Regions from separate parts of the Mus musculus genome. Here region 2 is linked to region 1. Evidence: chromatin loops called from intact Hi-C (ENCODE). Cell type or tissue: left cerebral cortex. All regions are shown on one strand.

What was found. Peaks named below come from ENCODE experiments on the same cell type or tissue, not always from the same donor. Only the 100,000 strongest peaks of a DNase experiment are listed, where the experiment ranks them.
Region 2: a loop joins it to region 1, with 4 times the contacts of the local background. A loop is called at or near these places in 6 of 42 quality-filtered maps.

Annotation. Positions count from the first base shown.
Region 1 is chr7:128,586,642-128,594,641 of GRCm38, reverse strand. No RefSeq gene overlaps it. Among named protein-coding and RNA genes, the nearest start is that of Inpp5f, 21 kb to the left of the region's middle. In left cerebral cortex, CTCF peaks have their summits at 3,072, 4,690 and 4,891; DNase peaks (open chromatin) are centred at 2,131, 3,098, 5,521, 6,752 and 1 more place; H3K27ac peaks cover 2,451 bases.
Region 2 is chr7:128,663,647-128,671,646 of GRCm38, reverse strand. Inpp5f (inositol polyphosphate-5-phosphatase F) reads right to left here. Exons shown (of 20, transcript NM_178641.5): 4 at 7,881-8,000; 5 at 7,503-7,670; 6 at 7,342-7,398; 7 at 3,852-4,050; 8 at 3,054-3,233; 9 at 1,649-1,716. Among named protein-coding and RNA genes, the nearest start is that of Inpp5f, 56 kb to the right of the region's middle. In left cerebral cortex, CTCF peaks have their summits at 1,859 (motif pointing right) and 4,636 (motif pointing right); DNase peaks (open chromatin) are centred at 3,907, 5,008 and 5,164; H3K27ac peaks cover 196 bases.

The DNA.
Region 1 (8,000 bases):
CATACTTCATTTAACAAGAACAGTTAGCCAGAATGGGAACTACCAAAGCGAAACAGCAAGGTTAGTACATTTAGAGACTTTCCCAGAACTTTGATGGCTTCCCAGGGCTTTGATGGATTAGGTGTTTGTTCTCATTTGGCTGGTGGGGCTGTCTGTGTGCTGAGTTTTACAGCCTGAATGGTACCTGCATCATGGCTTCAGTTATGCTAAGGTCTAGAGGTCTCCTAAGGTCTGGAGCCCTGTTATAATTTTATTTTAAATATATAGGTGTTTTGTCTTCATGTATGTCTATGAACCATATGTATCCCTGGAACCCTTGAAGCCAGAAGAGGAGGTCAGATCTCATAGAACTGAAGTTACAAATGTTTGTAAGCGCTGTCTTTTTAGTTAGGGTTACTGTTGTTGTGAGGAACCACCATGACCACGAGCAACTTTGAGAGGAAAGGGTTTATTTGGCTTATGCTTCAGCATCACTGTTCATCATTGAAAGCAGTCAGGACAGGAACTCAAACAGGACCTGGAGGCAGGAACCTCATGATGCAGAGGCCATTGAGAGGGGTGGCTTACTGGCTTGCTCCTCATGGCTTGCTCAGCTTGCTTTCTTGTAGAACCCAGGACTAAGCCAGGTGTTGTAGTACCTGCCTTTAATCCCAGCACTCCGGAGGCAGAAGCAGGTGGATCTCTGAGTTTGAGGCCAGCCAGGTCTACATAGTGAGTTCCAGGACACCCAAAGAAAGCTTGTCAGGAAAAGCAAAATAAAACAAACAAACAAACAGAACTACCCAGAACTATCTGCCCAAGGGTGGCCCCATCTACAGTGGACTGGGCCCTCTCACATGAGTCAGTAGTTAAGAAAATACCCTACAAATTTGCCAACACCCCAAGCTTATAAAGGGAGTTTTCTAAACTGACGTTCTGTCCCCTCTAATGTCTCTAGCTTGTGCCAAGTTGGCATAAAACTAGCCAGTCCAGTCACCATGTGGTGCTAGGAATCAAACCCAGGAAAATCAGCTAGTGCCTCTGCCCCCATTTTAAGGACCTATAATATTGGCTGTACTGGGGGTTAGGAATTTAGCTCAGTGGTAGAGCACTTTGCCTAGCAAATACAAGGCTATGGGTTCAAACTTTTTTTTTTTTTGTAAGCCAGGCAGTGGTGCTTTTAATTAATTAATGCTTTTTAAATTTTTTTAATTAATTAATGCTTTTAATCCCAGCACTTGGAAGGCAGAGGCAGATGGATCATAGAATTCAAGGCCAGCCTAGTCTTCAGAGGAAGTTCCAGAATAGCCAGGGGCTACAGAGAAACCCTATTATCTTGAAAAACAATAACAAAAACCCCAAACAAAACAAAGATTAAATAAACACAGCTTCCCTAGTTAAGTCCATTTGTGTATACCATTCCCCCAACACACACAAAGACGTTTATCACCTAAGGCTCTAGAACCTTTTGCCTCTGCAGACAAGAAATTCCAGGACAAGCTCTTTGTATTCATTCCTCATCCTGCTTGAGAGCTACAGCCCCTTCTAAGCTGTACGCCTGGCTTTTAAATGGAATAGATGGAGCAGAGTTCCCCGGTTTCTCAGCTCCAGCAGTTGCACGGTTTTTAATGTCTCCACTGACTGTAATTCTCACATAACTGATGGCCTGTCAGGGCCTGTACCGTCACAAGTCAATAACAACTGTCCAAATGCCTTCTGCTGGATCGTTGTGGTTGAGGTTGGTTTTTTTTTTTTTTGTTTTTGTTTTTCAACAATACTTTGCAGTGCCTCAGTAAGCAGCAGGGGAGGAATGACTCTGGGTAGGAGGGTCTGCATATCCTTGGAAAAGCGGCTGGGCGGATTGATTTTGAACCTGTTGTCTCTTCTGCTTTAAGAAAATAATAGCATTGTATATATAGTGCGTGGACATCTTGTGAGAGTACCACTTAGAAGCAAAGAGCTACGAGGCCCCGGCTTTCCGATTTCTATTCCGTTCTTTTCCCAGTGATTTGACAGCAATCCTTCATTGAGTCTGACGGGAGGGCGGGCGCTGGGCGCTCGGCGGGCGGGCGCTCGGGCAGGAGGGCGCTGAAGCAGTTGGGGTGGGATAACTCCGTGCTGGTGTGGGGGTGTTCGCTTGGCTCTGACCATGATCAAAGACTTGGGGGTGGGGTGCTGAGGGGGAAGGGCAAGAACAAACTGTGACTTGCCAAATTTCCAAGATGGTATTTTTAACTATGAGAGGAAACCAGGGAGCAGCTGAATAGAAAAACATGGCCTTTCTTTCTTTCATTTTTTTTTTTTTCTGAGACAAGCTCTCACTATGTAGTCTTGGCTGGCCTGGAACTCACTATGTAGAGCAGGCCGACCTAATCCATAGAGATCCGCCTGCATCTACCTCCACAGAGCCCATTATACATAATTAAAAATAATTCTTTAAAAATGAATATAATTTAAAATTCTTCAATCCTATAAAGTCCTGTGTATGATTTTTCAATTTTTATTTCATTTTTCCCCCCTTGTTAAGCATTGTCTTTTTGTAACACAATACTTACATGGGCCTCTTCTTGCAGGGGAGTGGGGGGCACTAAGGTTTCTCTTCTAGCTTCTTTTCCTGCTGTCTTGTAAAATCTAACCAAGCCACTGAGGGCTACTTCTTCTGGTAGGGCCTGACCTCTTTAGTGGGTGGGAAATCAGTTCTTTCTGCAGGGAGAGGGAAAGGCCGGGCGGGGTGCTTGGCCCTTAACCGAGCCACTCTTGTCTTCAGCCCAGACATGTCTAGGGAAGGATCGGTGAGGTCTCAAGAAAGGTATTAACAAAATGTGAACCGTAAACTATTCAATTTGGGGAGTTTATATTAACAACTGCAGACCAGTGTCTGGACTTTCCCTCCCCTGTGATTTTCTGACTGGAGCTCGGGCTTAGTTCACAGAGGAACAGCTACTTCAGGGGTTTTGTTGGCTCTCTTCTGTCTTTTGATGTTTTGTTTATTTTTCTTTGCAGGAGCTGGGAGCTGTCTGCAGAGGTGGACACGCTGCTGCTCAGAATCAATCCCCCAGAGCTTCACCCACCCTTGTTTACCGCTGAGCCTTTCTCTTTGGAGCAAATTACTTTCCGTCCTGCAGGGGAGGAGTGGAGGCCTGGAGCTGGATGTGGGGGGAGGAAGGGAGAGGGGCAGCTGAGGTAAACCCATCAGCTAGCTGAGTCCTCCTCTCCATCCTCCCCCAGCCCTCCTCAGCCTCCTGGATAAGCAGCTGTGCTTATCAACTCTGGTTCTCTCTGTCAGTGCTGCCACCTGAGTCCTAGCCCATCTCTCTCCTCTCTCTCTCTCTCTCTCTCTCTCTCTCTCTCTCTCTCTCCTGTTAACCAGCCAGATGCACCCAGACAAATGTTCAGTCTTTCCAAGGTCAGTTTCTCCTATAGAAATTGGGGATAAATTATAGTGCACACACACACACACACACACACACACACACACACACACACACACACGCACGGTCCTTATTGGGAATAAATGAAATAAATTCTTTGAAAAACTACCTAAACTGTAATGTTACTAAAATGTAATTCTATGGCTGCTGACAGTTCTTTCTTTCTTTCTAAACCAAGACAAGGGTCTGATGTAGCTCAGGCTGGCCTCCAACTTGAAGATGCCCTCATATTTCTGATCCTCCTGCTTATGCCTCCTGTTGCTGGGATTATAGATGTGCACCGCATACCTGAACCCCCGTCTTCAAGTGTGGGAGCTTGGTAGACAAGAACTCTACCAACACAGCAATATGCTGGGTCCTCAATAAACATATTTTTCAAGGAGAAAAATTTAATCTTATGGTTTTCTTTTTGTTGGGGGCTCGGGGGAATTCGAGACAAGAGTTTCTCTGTGTAGCTCTGGCTGACCTAGAACTCACTCTGTAGAAGGAAATTGCAGACCCACATGCATCTGCCTCCAGAGTGCTGGCATTAAAGGCATCTGCCATCACCAGCATTGTGTTTGTTTTGTTCTTATTGTTTGTTTGTTTGTTTGTTTATGTTCGTTGGTGTTTTTCTTGCATGGGGTGTCAGAGCCCTGGAACTGGAGTTATAGACAGTTGCAAGCTGCCATATGGATGCTGGTAATTGAACCTGGGTCCTCTGGAAGAGCACCCAGTGTTTTTAACCACTGAGCCATCCTATAGTTTCTTAAAATCGACTTTTTGCAGGACTGGAGAGATGGCTCAGAGGCTAAGAGGGTAACACTGCTCTTTCAGAGGACCTGAATTTGACTCCTAGCGCTGAAGTCAGGCAGCGCATAATCACCTGTAACTCTAGTTCCAGAGCATCTGACCTCCTCTGCTGGCCTCAGAGGGCACCTGCACTCAGGTGGCACACGTGCACACACACATACATACACACAAATAGAAATGGGCAGAGGAGGAAGTCGATCTCTGTAAATCCCCAGGTCAGCCTGGTCTGTTCAGAGCTCCAGACCAGGCAGGCCTACATAGTTAGATCTTGTCTTCAATATATATAATGTATAACATTTCTCCTTTGAGACTCATCCTCTGAGAGATCCCTAACATTTTTAACTATGAACAGAAATACCCCAGGAAAAGCCTGTCTATGTTGAAGGTCTTACTAGACTGATTAATTAAAATTTTGGTGATTATAGTAAACTGGAATGTCAAGTAGGAGTCATATTATCTAGGGCCCTCTATTCTGCCTCATTAGACACAATTCACTGCCTACTGTATTCCACCTAGCATCCATCCTTGTGATTTTTTTTTTTTTTTTTTAAGATTTATTTATTATATGTAAGTACACTGAAGCTGTCTTCAGACACTCCAGAAGAGGGCGCCAGATCTCGTTACGGATGGTTGTGAGCCACCATGTGGTTGCTGGGATTTGAACTCCTGACCTTCGGAAGAGCAGTCGGGTGCTCTTACCCACTGAGCCATCTCACCAGCCCCCCATCCTTGTGATTAATGGGTATATATATGCACATAGGCACATAGATGTGTATATATGACTCAAATGTGTCAGTTCAAAATGCATCATTGGGAAATAAGAAGAGTGGACTTTGACATGCATCTGTCAGGAGTATCGTCAGAGTCTTGACTCCCAGAGTATATATGCCCTGTGGATACCAAAGCTTAAGGTTTGAGATATCTCCATTTCATCCAAAAATTCTGATTCTGTGGTTATTATTTTGTATTATTTCTAAACTCCCTTCCCATTTAAAAGAGTTGAGTACCAGACACCTAGTCCCAGCATGTGCGTGAGAGAATTTTCTGTTCTTTTATCCCCTCGAAGGCTTTGTGCCTGCTCGTTGTCTTTAATCATTGTCCTCTATCCCTCCCCGTTCTGTGAGTTTAGACTTGCCCTGCAGTTCTTTAATGCACTAATAATTATATAGCTGGGTGTATACATACACATACACACACACACACACACACACACACACACACACACACAGAGTTCTATTAGAAGATAAATTTAGAGATTGGAAACAGTGTTCCAGGATGGCAGCCCTCATCCCAGTGACTCAGACAGAGCTATTTCCGGTTCGTGTGGAGCCCTGATAGTGAAAATAGAGCTATGAAGATCTTTTGATTCAATAAATCTAGGGTTATAGATTCCCCATGGGTGGATTAAAGAGCATCAGTAGGAAGAAAGTGTTTTCATATGTGATGTTAGACTAGGTTGCCTTAGGAAGAAATAGAATACTCAGTAACAAGGTGAGCTTGTCCTTGGGTGCTTTGGGAGCCACAGCTGTGCCAGGACAAAGCCCTGCTTGGAAGCAGCATGGTACCATTGTCCTTCTCCAACAGTGGGAGTCCAACGTCACTCTGCCCATCCCTGGGGCAGAGTTAAATGGTAGAGAAGCATGATAAGCAGTTAAAAATGATAGGAGAGCTGGCAAGTTGGCTCAGCAGGTGAAGCGCTTGCCTTGCAAACCTGGAGACTCCAGTTCACTCCCCTGGGGCTCACACAAAGGTGGAAAACAAGAACCATGTCTGCAAACTTGTCCTCCGAACTCTCCATGCTCACCCATATACACACTAACACACACACACACACACACACACACACAAACAATTTTAAATAATAACATAAAGATTGCAGGATATTTGGGGAAATAAAGATCTGGTCTCAACCTATGGGAAAGGGTGGCTTTTCTAAGGTAGGGATTGGGAAACGTTGAGAGGGGAATTAAAGAAGGGTAGCAAGTAGAACCCAGGTGATCCGTTGTTCCCATTCAGTATGTCCCAAAAACCTAAACTGAGACCAGTCTCCAATACCGCTCTATCAACATATGAGCAAAAGAACCATTAGACGAAGGTACTGTGCCAAGTCCCATTACTGAGTGTTTTAAGTTGCTTATCTAATCTTTCAGTAGAGGTATCATGAAAACCTCTGTAGTCAAGTGAACCTTTATCATCCTCAAGGATATGAAGACTCCAGGTGGCTGTGATGCCTATCAACTCATCACAATTTAGAGTCACCAGAGAAAAAAGTCCTAATAAGGAGTTGTCTGGATCAGGCTGGCCTGTGGGCATATCTGGAGAGAATTGCCTTATTAGTCGATGTGGGATGATCCAGCCTGGAAGTGAGCGACACCATTCCCTAGTTTGAGGCAGTTTGACTGCCTCAGAGTAGAGAAAGCTGGCTGAGCACTAAACATGCATGCATTCATTTTTCTCTGCTCTTGCCTGTGAATATGATTCTGTTACAGGGAGCCAGCCCACCACGGCTGACCACTCAGACACAGCTTTTAGCAATAGAAAATCTGGCAGGGACCACATTGTGGCTGTGAGCATCCAGTAAAGGCAGAGCTCATGCCCAGGCATTTTGCTCAGCAGCTTCGGGGGTGGGGGTGGAGTTGGGGGTGTGTGTGTTCACAGAGTAAGTAGTTTGAAGCAGGAGGTTTTAACTGAAGTTAAGATAAGCAGTTGCGGGGAGCTAAGAATCTGTATAAACAGGCAGCTAAGATGAATGGTTAGCTGGAGGAGGTTCTGCACAAACAAAGCAGTTTTAACAAAGGCTAAGAAAAGTTATCTAGGACATCCTGACCTTTGGTTCCTAGAATTGGAATTCTCCCTCAAGGAGACCAAATTCTAGTTAAACCTGGAGCTGGCCTCAGCAAGAATACAAGATGGAGGAACCCCTGTACTGTCTTGTCTCATCACCATGTGACTAGCTGCTTCGAGTTCCTGCCTTGACTTTTCTGTAATGATGAGTTGTAATCTGGAATTATTATCAAAATAATTCCATTCTCCCCTCATTTGATTTTCCTCGGGCATTTTATCATGGCAGCAAAAATGAAACTGGGATAGTTACCATAGTAGAAAAGAGTCTTTGTAGATGTGATTAGATATTGTAATGGCTATTCCTGGTTGTCAACTTAACTATATCTGGAATGAACTACCATCTAGAATTGGAAGGCTCACCTGTGATCCAGATCTTGAGGCTTGGAGATACAAGTTTCTGACCTGGTTCTTGGCATGGAGATCTTGAGGCATGGTGGCTATGAATCCCAGGAGACTAAGGCAAGGAGATCTGAGTTCAAGGCCAGCCTGGGACAAAACAAGTCCCAGATCCAGGTTTGGTGGTACACACCTTTAATCTGGGCCACACCTTCTGCTGGAGACCTACATAGACATTGGAAGAAGGAAGATTCACTCTTCTTTGCCTGCTTGCCTTGTGGGTCTAAGCAACTACTAGATTCTTGGACTTCCCATTCACAGCTGACCATTACTGGGGAGCTGGACTACAGACTATATGTAAGCCATCATAAAAATTTCCTTACTATATAGAGTACCCATAAGTTCTGTGACTCTAGAAAATATACAAATATCGTATCCTGTATCGTCCAGGTGATATTACATCGAGCCACATGCATCCATATAAGAAAAGCAGAAGGACACTTAACACAGAGAGAAAGTTTGTACAGACAGAAGATGTGGGCCTGAAAACAGACATGGTATGGCCACAAAACAAGGGAAACTGACCATCAGCAGAGCTGGAGAAGGCAAGAACTGACT
Region 2 (8,000 bases), 77 kb before region 1:
ATTACCTTTCATTCTCTTCATAATGCCTTTTTAAAAAGTATTTATTTTATGCATGCGTTTCAATTGTGCATAACCAGAAATAACAAATAGTAAAAAATCGTAAAGTAAAAATCAAGTTAGTCCCTTTCCATTATGGTTAGCGTTGTTGTTTTGTACATGTATGTATCTTTGTGTGGTGAATACACAGCATAGCACATGTGCAGAGGTCAGAGGTCAACCTTAGATGTAGGCCTTTGTCTTCCATCCTGTTTGGGGCAGTGTCTGTATTGGTTACAGCAAGCTGGCCTACAGAGCTCTAGGATTCTCCTTTCTCCACGTCCAAGCTCTCCTTAAGAGCCCTGAGATTACACATTCAGGGCCTCGAACTCACAGAGATCCTCCTGCCCCTGGCTCAGAGTGCTGGGACTGAAGACACATGTCATGTCACCTCTTCTCTTCTCTTCTCTTCTCTTCTCTTCTCTTCTCTTCTCTTCTCTTCTCTTCTCTTCTCTTCTCTTCTCTTCTCTTCTCTTTGTGTGAGTGGGTGCTGGGACCAAACCCAGATCCTCTGCAGAGCCGTACATACTCTTAATCGCTGAGACATCCCTCCAGCCCAAAAATAACTATTTCCTGGTTGGGCATTATTCTTTATCAAGTGACTAATAAAATGTGATAGACAATCATACATTTGAAACAAAGAAAGATAAGGAAACTGCTTTTATAAATCCTGCTCATGACTCAGTTTGAAACACTATGCTGTCTTCTGAAATCTTTAATGTTTAACCTTTTACATTCAGATCAAGAGTCTTTCTCAGAATTATACACACACACACACGCGTGTGTGTGTGTGTGTGTGTGTGTGTGTGTGTGTGTAGTGGGTATCAAAAAGAAAAGTATAGTTAAGTATTATCATGTTTTATTTTAATTGATAATTACATTCAAAGTGCCTTACCAACTTGTGTTATTGCTAGCAATATATGAGTTTCCATTTTTAAAAGCAAATACCTGCTTTTATCTATTATAAAACTATCTAAATTTTGAATATGATTATTAAATAATGATTGTTTTTCTTTCCTACTTTTTTTTCTTCCTGTTGCCTATGAGTCTCTGGCTGAAGCTACATGAACTAGACACTAGTCTGGGAAGAACGGAAGACATGCAGCACTGAGTCTGTCCATTCCTGAAGCAGGAACTCAGCATCTTTCTCCTCTCCTTTACTTTAAGACAGGGTCTCACCATATTGCCTGGCTAGCTGGACTGGAACTCTCTATGTAGACCAGGCTGGCCAGGAAAAAAATGACTCCCATGTCATTATACAGTCAGATTGGTCATTCCTAAGAGACAAGAACATTACTTTCATATATTACTCTCATATCAAAATTATTGGCCTTGTTTTCCACCAAGAGGGTTTCAGTCCACTCTGCCTTATTTAACTGTACTCCACGTGTGAGCACACAAGGTCCTGAGAGGCCTATCCTAGTCTGTGACAACTGCCAGCATCTACTTCATTTTCTCCAAACAGCTAAAGCAGCTGATTCGAGAGTATTCTTAGCTTACTCATGTTTAATCTTCACGCTAAAAGTGGCTGTTTAATTATGAACAGTACATGGTTTTTATTCATGGAATTCCACATGTAAGGAAATTGTTCTTACTACATACTAAAGCCCACCTGTTTTTTGTAAATTTTCAGTTGTTCTTCAAAATGGGCACAGAAACAGTCAACCGTTTCCTTCTCACCTGCAAAGAAGCAATACAAAATCCATTTCTCCTTCCAGTGCTGAGACAGACGCGTGCCTACGCTATCATCTTTTTTTTTTTTTAAGATTTATTTATTTCATATATGTGAGTACATTGTAGCTGTCTTCACACACACCAGAAGAGGGCATCAGATCCCATTACAGATGGTTGTGAGCCACCATGTGGTTGCTGGGAATTGAACTGAGTCCTCTGAAAGAGCAGTCAGTGTTCTTAATCACTGAGCCACCTCTCCAGCCCCACCTACCCCATCTTTATTCTTACTTTCTTATTTATTTTTCAAGACAGGGTTTCTCTGTATTGCACTGGCTGCCCCAGGGCTCACCCTGTAGACCAGAGATCCGCTGGCCTCTGCCTCCTGAGTGCTAGATCAAGGGCATGCACTACTACTGCAGGGCCCATTCTTACTTTTTAATAATTCATTAACAGTTTAAATGTAAGATTGTCTAACCATCATTTTAAATTAAGATTTCTTTTTTCCAACTAGAATGAGCTAAAATATATCTGAAAGTACCAACTATGAAATTATAAATGCACACACAGGCACACACACATGCATACATGCGCATACACCCACACATACCCTACCTTTCAGTAAAGGTTTTATGTGAATTATAATAAAAAAATTAAAATGATGGTTTGATACTAAAGTTAAAATAGTCTAAGAAAATAACTCTTAAATGTTTAAAAAAAAAAAACCCTATCTCTCACTGATTTCCTGTGCACTAGTGTCTAGTTAATACACTCTCTGCTTCTACAGACACTGGCTACAGTCATTCTTTCCCAGGGTTAAATGTTCTAGAAGATAAACTTCAAAGCAAGCAGTTCAGACTCTGTGAAGTGAGGCGCTTTATCAGCCTGCTGAGAAACTGCAACATCCAGGAAAGGACCGGGTCCTGAGGCTACTTCCTCACAGTGGGAGGCATGGCTTTTGTTGTGTAGTTTTTAGTACAGGGATTGAACAGGGCTTCTAGCAGGCTGGTCAGGAAACCATACCTCAAAGTCATATCCCAGCCCTGAGAGTTATTGTTTTAAATGAGACAAATTCATACCTATCTGGCACCTGATCTTTTTTTAAGATTTATTTATTTATTACGTGTAAGTACACTGTAGCTGACTTCAGACACTCCAGAAAAGGGCATCAGATCTCGTTATGGATGGTTGTGAGTCACCATGTGGTGCTGGGATTTGAACTCATGACCTTTGGAAGAGCAGTCAGTGCTCTTACCCTCTGAGCCATCTCACCAGCCCTGGCACCTGATTTTTTAAAAATTCTCATCGAAATCTTCACTTGTAAACCAAATAGCTGGCGTGCTTACTTTTGTCTAGCCGAGGTCTTGGATTATAGCGATACCCAACCTGGCTCCAAAAGACCGGCACAGAGCCTCGAGTTTGGATAAATGACAGGGTATGATGATGAACATGGATTAACTGCTCAGTCTCCACATAATTCGCAACATTTCCATTTTTATCCACTCCTCTTCGTTTATACCGCATTCCTGAAAGAAAATTAAACAGAATGCAGTGACAGTTATTAAAAAAACATTCAGCGTGGCTTGGTACTGGAACACACACTTAATATTTCAATGTTCTGCAGGCTGCGGCAAGAGAATAGAAAGTTCGAGGCCAGCCTGGGCTACATAGCAAAACTCTCAACAAATCTGTCTGATTAGATTGTGCTTCTTAATTACCTATCTACAGGAAAACCTGGGAAGCCCACACACCGAGAGGTAAACAACAACAACAACAACATACCAAGACCACGGCTGTACCCAGCACTGCTAAGTTGAATCCTTTGAATGAAAGGTAACGGTTTTCCCAAAGGGGCTAGTTAGCACTCTGAAAGGATTTATCACTGTGACACAGGCTTTTAGTTGGAACACTGTCCTCAGACACATCCCAAGTGACTTCCTTATCGTCTATGTGCATGCAGCCTGCTCTGTTTGACTTGCTAAGTCTGCCCTGTTCCTCCACTGCAGAAATCCGTCTCTAATTGTATCCCAGCCTTTGGAGTTCCGAGCTAACAGTGCTTTCAAGGCCATGATTGTCATTTGCATTTCCACACATCTGCAGCTCCTCCACTCCTGCCTGCATTTCATTTGCATGCTCTTACTTACCTGCTCTGTGCCTACTTCTTCGAGATATAAGAGCCACTAGAAATCGTGGGTGAATGTCATCTACACAAGTGGAGTCCTGAGGGGGCGTCTCTGGGCTGCTCTTGTCATCATCCGAGGACTCATTGTAATTAACCACAAGTTCTTCAATCTGCACAAAACCCTGGATAATGGGGATGATCCAGAAGTCCACATCCGGAGTCTAGGATGGGAACAAACATCGTTGTTTATATTCTGCACAGCACTGCTACTTACTTAAATCCAAATGACTGAGCAGAGCCTCCAGTCAGCCTGCCACAAGCACAGGCCCTTTCTCAACCTCATGTTCTACTCACAGGACGGCAGGGGAGGACGAGGCCTTCCCTTTCCTTTACAATGACTTTCTCCTGACAGGGAACATGCCCGAGCACCAAGCTGTTCCACACAAACTCAAACTCCACCACCTGACAGAGTGCTCGCTTACCTATGTCTCGATGTCCTCTGTGGAATGGGACTACTGGGGCCTCCTAAGGCTGTATATAAGCATGTGTAAAGTAAAGTGCACTGCCTGCCAACAAGTAGTTAACCACGGAGCTCTGATAGCTGTTCCTTTAGATATAGGAAGGCAAAGCTTTAAAGCTGAGTTCCAAAGTTCACTTGCATTAGCCCATAACAAAATGCAATCTGTCCCGATCCATCCATTACAAAACAGTTCACTACTCAAAAATAATAAAGAAACCCACTTATTATGTAGCTGTGCCCGCCTGTCTGTGTCTGCACCATGCATATGGTGCTGCGAAGGCCAGAAGAGGGCGTCAGATCCCCAGAAACTGGGGTTACTGGGGATGGTGCTGAGAACCAAACCTAGACCCTCTCCAAGAGCACCGGATGCTTGTACCTGCTGAACCATCTCTCCAGCCCCCTTTTTCTTTGGGCAGAGCTTCACTCTGCAGCTCAGACAGGCTTGGAATGTTAGGTAGGGGCCTTGCCTCAGCCCCCAGGTACCGGCTGGCAGGTACATGCTACCTCCACCCCCACATACTGGGCGGCGGGCACACACTAGCATGCCCAGTTCTGTTGCTGTCATTTGTAGGGATGCCATGGAAGCATTCTGCAGCTGAGCTCTGCCTCAGCTCAGCTCCACTTCACAACCTGCTTTAGAGAAACACTTTCTTCACCAGCCTAAAATTCAAATAGTAAATGAACAGCAGAGAGGATTTCCATAAATGTCTCATTTTAAAATGTCATCTAACTAATTAGGAGAGCCCTATTCAGAGAGTCTTCTGTTCTTCTAAACGAAACACATTAAGAATTTAAAGCAGGCACTTGGAGGAGGAAACATGGTAGGAAGTTCAGTGTCATCTTTAGCTACGTATTAAGTTTGAAAATGGACTGGACTAGATCAGGTCCTGTTGCAAAAGCAGCAGAGTAAGACTGAGGAGAGGCTCCGTCTAAAGCACTTCTGTGTTAACGTCAAGCCAGGCATGGGACATGCGCTTTGTGACCTAGTGCTGGGGAGGTGGAGGGAGGTGGATCCCTGGGGCTCATTGCTTGCCTAGCCTAGCCTACTTGGTGAGCTCCAAGCCAGTGAGAGAACTTGTCTCTACATAAACCAGGCACCTGAGAAACGACATCTGAAGTCGCTTTCTGACATCCACAGACACACGCACACACTTTGCTCTGAGACAGGGTCTTCTTGTGTGGTCCAGATTGTCCTGTCTCAATTTCTGGAGTGTGGGATTATAGACGTGTGCTATCACACCCCTCTTCAACATCAGTTCCAAATCCACCTGTCCTCTGTGCTGTGCACTGTGGGTCCCACCTAGTCCTCTGTGCTGTGCACTATGGGTCCCACCCAGTCCTCTGTGCTGTGCACTATGGGTCCCACTCTGTCCTCTGTTCTCTGCACTGTTGGTCCTACTCATTTCCGGGCTTAGTTTCACTTGGTGTTTTCTCTGTAACTCAGACCTTCAGAAGGATGGCGATGGCAACAATGAGGTAAAGGCTTAGCCTACAGTCTTCATTTTACTACTATTCTCACTACTTATACTTTAGCTTTTCACAGTAATGTGAAAGTGTCTGACAAAGCTCACCAAACACTGGAATTCCACATTGTCATCATAAAAACAAATACTCATTATCAACGCCCTTACTTGTCTCCTGTCACTGAGTTTGAGGGTCACTTACTGCATGATCAGTATCAGAAAGCTAAGAACGCCCTATGCCTCAACCTCACAGTAGGTGTCTGGCTGAAAATGCACTAGTTAAGATTTCAGTAACTGCTATGAACCATCAGTAAAGGAGAAATGGGGAAAGAAAAATAGCTGAAAGGCTAAGGAAGCTAACAGATGACCCCATTCCGTTATTTTTGTCTCGTGTTCAGTGTCTAAAGCACACAGCAAACAGAGCCCTCAGCCATAATTCTCCAACATGCGTAATAGGACCTGATGGCTAATCTTCAGTCAACTTGACTGGACTCAGAATCACCTAGAATAAGAGTCAGACCTCTGGGTGCATCTTTGTGTCTGTTTCTAGAACTAACTGTAAAGAAAAGACGTACCCAGGTGGTATCATCCATCGTCTGAGGCCCAGACAGCATAAAGGGGGAAGTGAACATCCGTATCTCTGTCTCCCTACTGCCTGGCCCACCACGGCAAAACGCTTCCCCCCCCCCCCACCCACGATGATGTGTTGAAATCACCAGCCATAATAAAACTCTTCTCTGCTCAACCCGCCCATCTCAGACACCATTATCTCAGTGACAAGAAGTCACTGTACTCAAGTACTTCTGACAGAAGTGGAAAGCAGAAAGTAACCACCCTTCCAGAACGAGGCAGGCAAGATGGCTCAGAGGGCAAACGCAGCTGCCGAGGAATCTGACAACCTGACTTCAATCCCTGCAGGCCATGGGGAGGAGACCCAACTCCAAATGTTGTCCTCTGACCTCACCACATGCACGTGTGCGTGCACACACTAATAAATACAATGTAAAAACAAAACCAGAGAGAACTCCATGCAGTCATGCCATCACACCACCACACCCTGCAGTTTGTAACCACTGTAATACTGGCCAAACCCCAGCAGAGAAACCAAAATGGTATCACTACAGAAAGCTAGGCTCCTGCATTCCCAATGGAGTCCCTTTTCAGGCACTCTATGGGCATCACTGGGTCCTACTACTCACTACGTACAGCACTGAGATCTGCTTACTACTGCCCCCACTTCTGTTTTTTTCTGAAGGTGGATGGAGTTGAACATATTTACAGAGCCCAGAGGACCTGACGCTTGTGACATGTGACACATCTCTTACAGGTGTATGACATCACATTCATTGAACAGAGTGCTGAGGAGACTGGCCATGGGCTATAAACCACCTGAAGGCACCGCCTTCATCTCCTTAGTTAAATGAGTCTCCTCTGCAGGAGAAGCTCCTAACAAAATCTCAGAATTCACCCAAATCAAGCGACCTCTGCATAACAATGGCAACAACAGTGTTTTAGAAGCGTCTACTCACACCAATCTCAGTGAGAGCTTGGATCATGTACTTATTCCAGAAAAATCGGTCATCAACCTAGAAAGGCAGAGAAAAAGATCAGCTCAGGGACACTTTAATTTCCTACAAAAGGCAAACAGGCACTGGTCAGGAGCCATCACCGCTCCGCCTTGTGGGTATACCTTCTGCCACAGGGGACGGCCATCCCTCTCCCCAGTGCTCTGTCTCTGCACCGAGTTGGTCAGGTCATAGGTCAAGCTATAATAGAAGGACTCTGAGTCCATGAACATCTTCAGCAACTCCTCAAGCAAACGCCGCTCCAGTTTCTCCTTTTCTTTACTTTCTTTAACCTGTAAGAAGTCAATCTGTAAGTCAGGAGTCAAACGATAAATTAATAGGTAAAGCAAGCCTTCAAGTTAGGACAATCCCCAAACACAGGACTGTCTTCTGATATACAAAAAAGAAAAAGAAAAAAAAAAAAGCTTCCAGATGGATTTATTTACCCTCAACTTATGGCTAATCGATGATGGATTCAAAGCCCACGTCAATCAAAGTCTTACTTTCTTTTTGTTGGGAGCAGACACGTTGGATTTGATATTTGTAAATGTCTTCAGTAGAAACTTGGAGTCGTCAGGAGATGGTATAATCTTCTCAGGCTTGTTAATTCCAAAATGATGCTT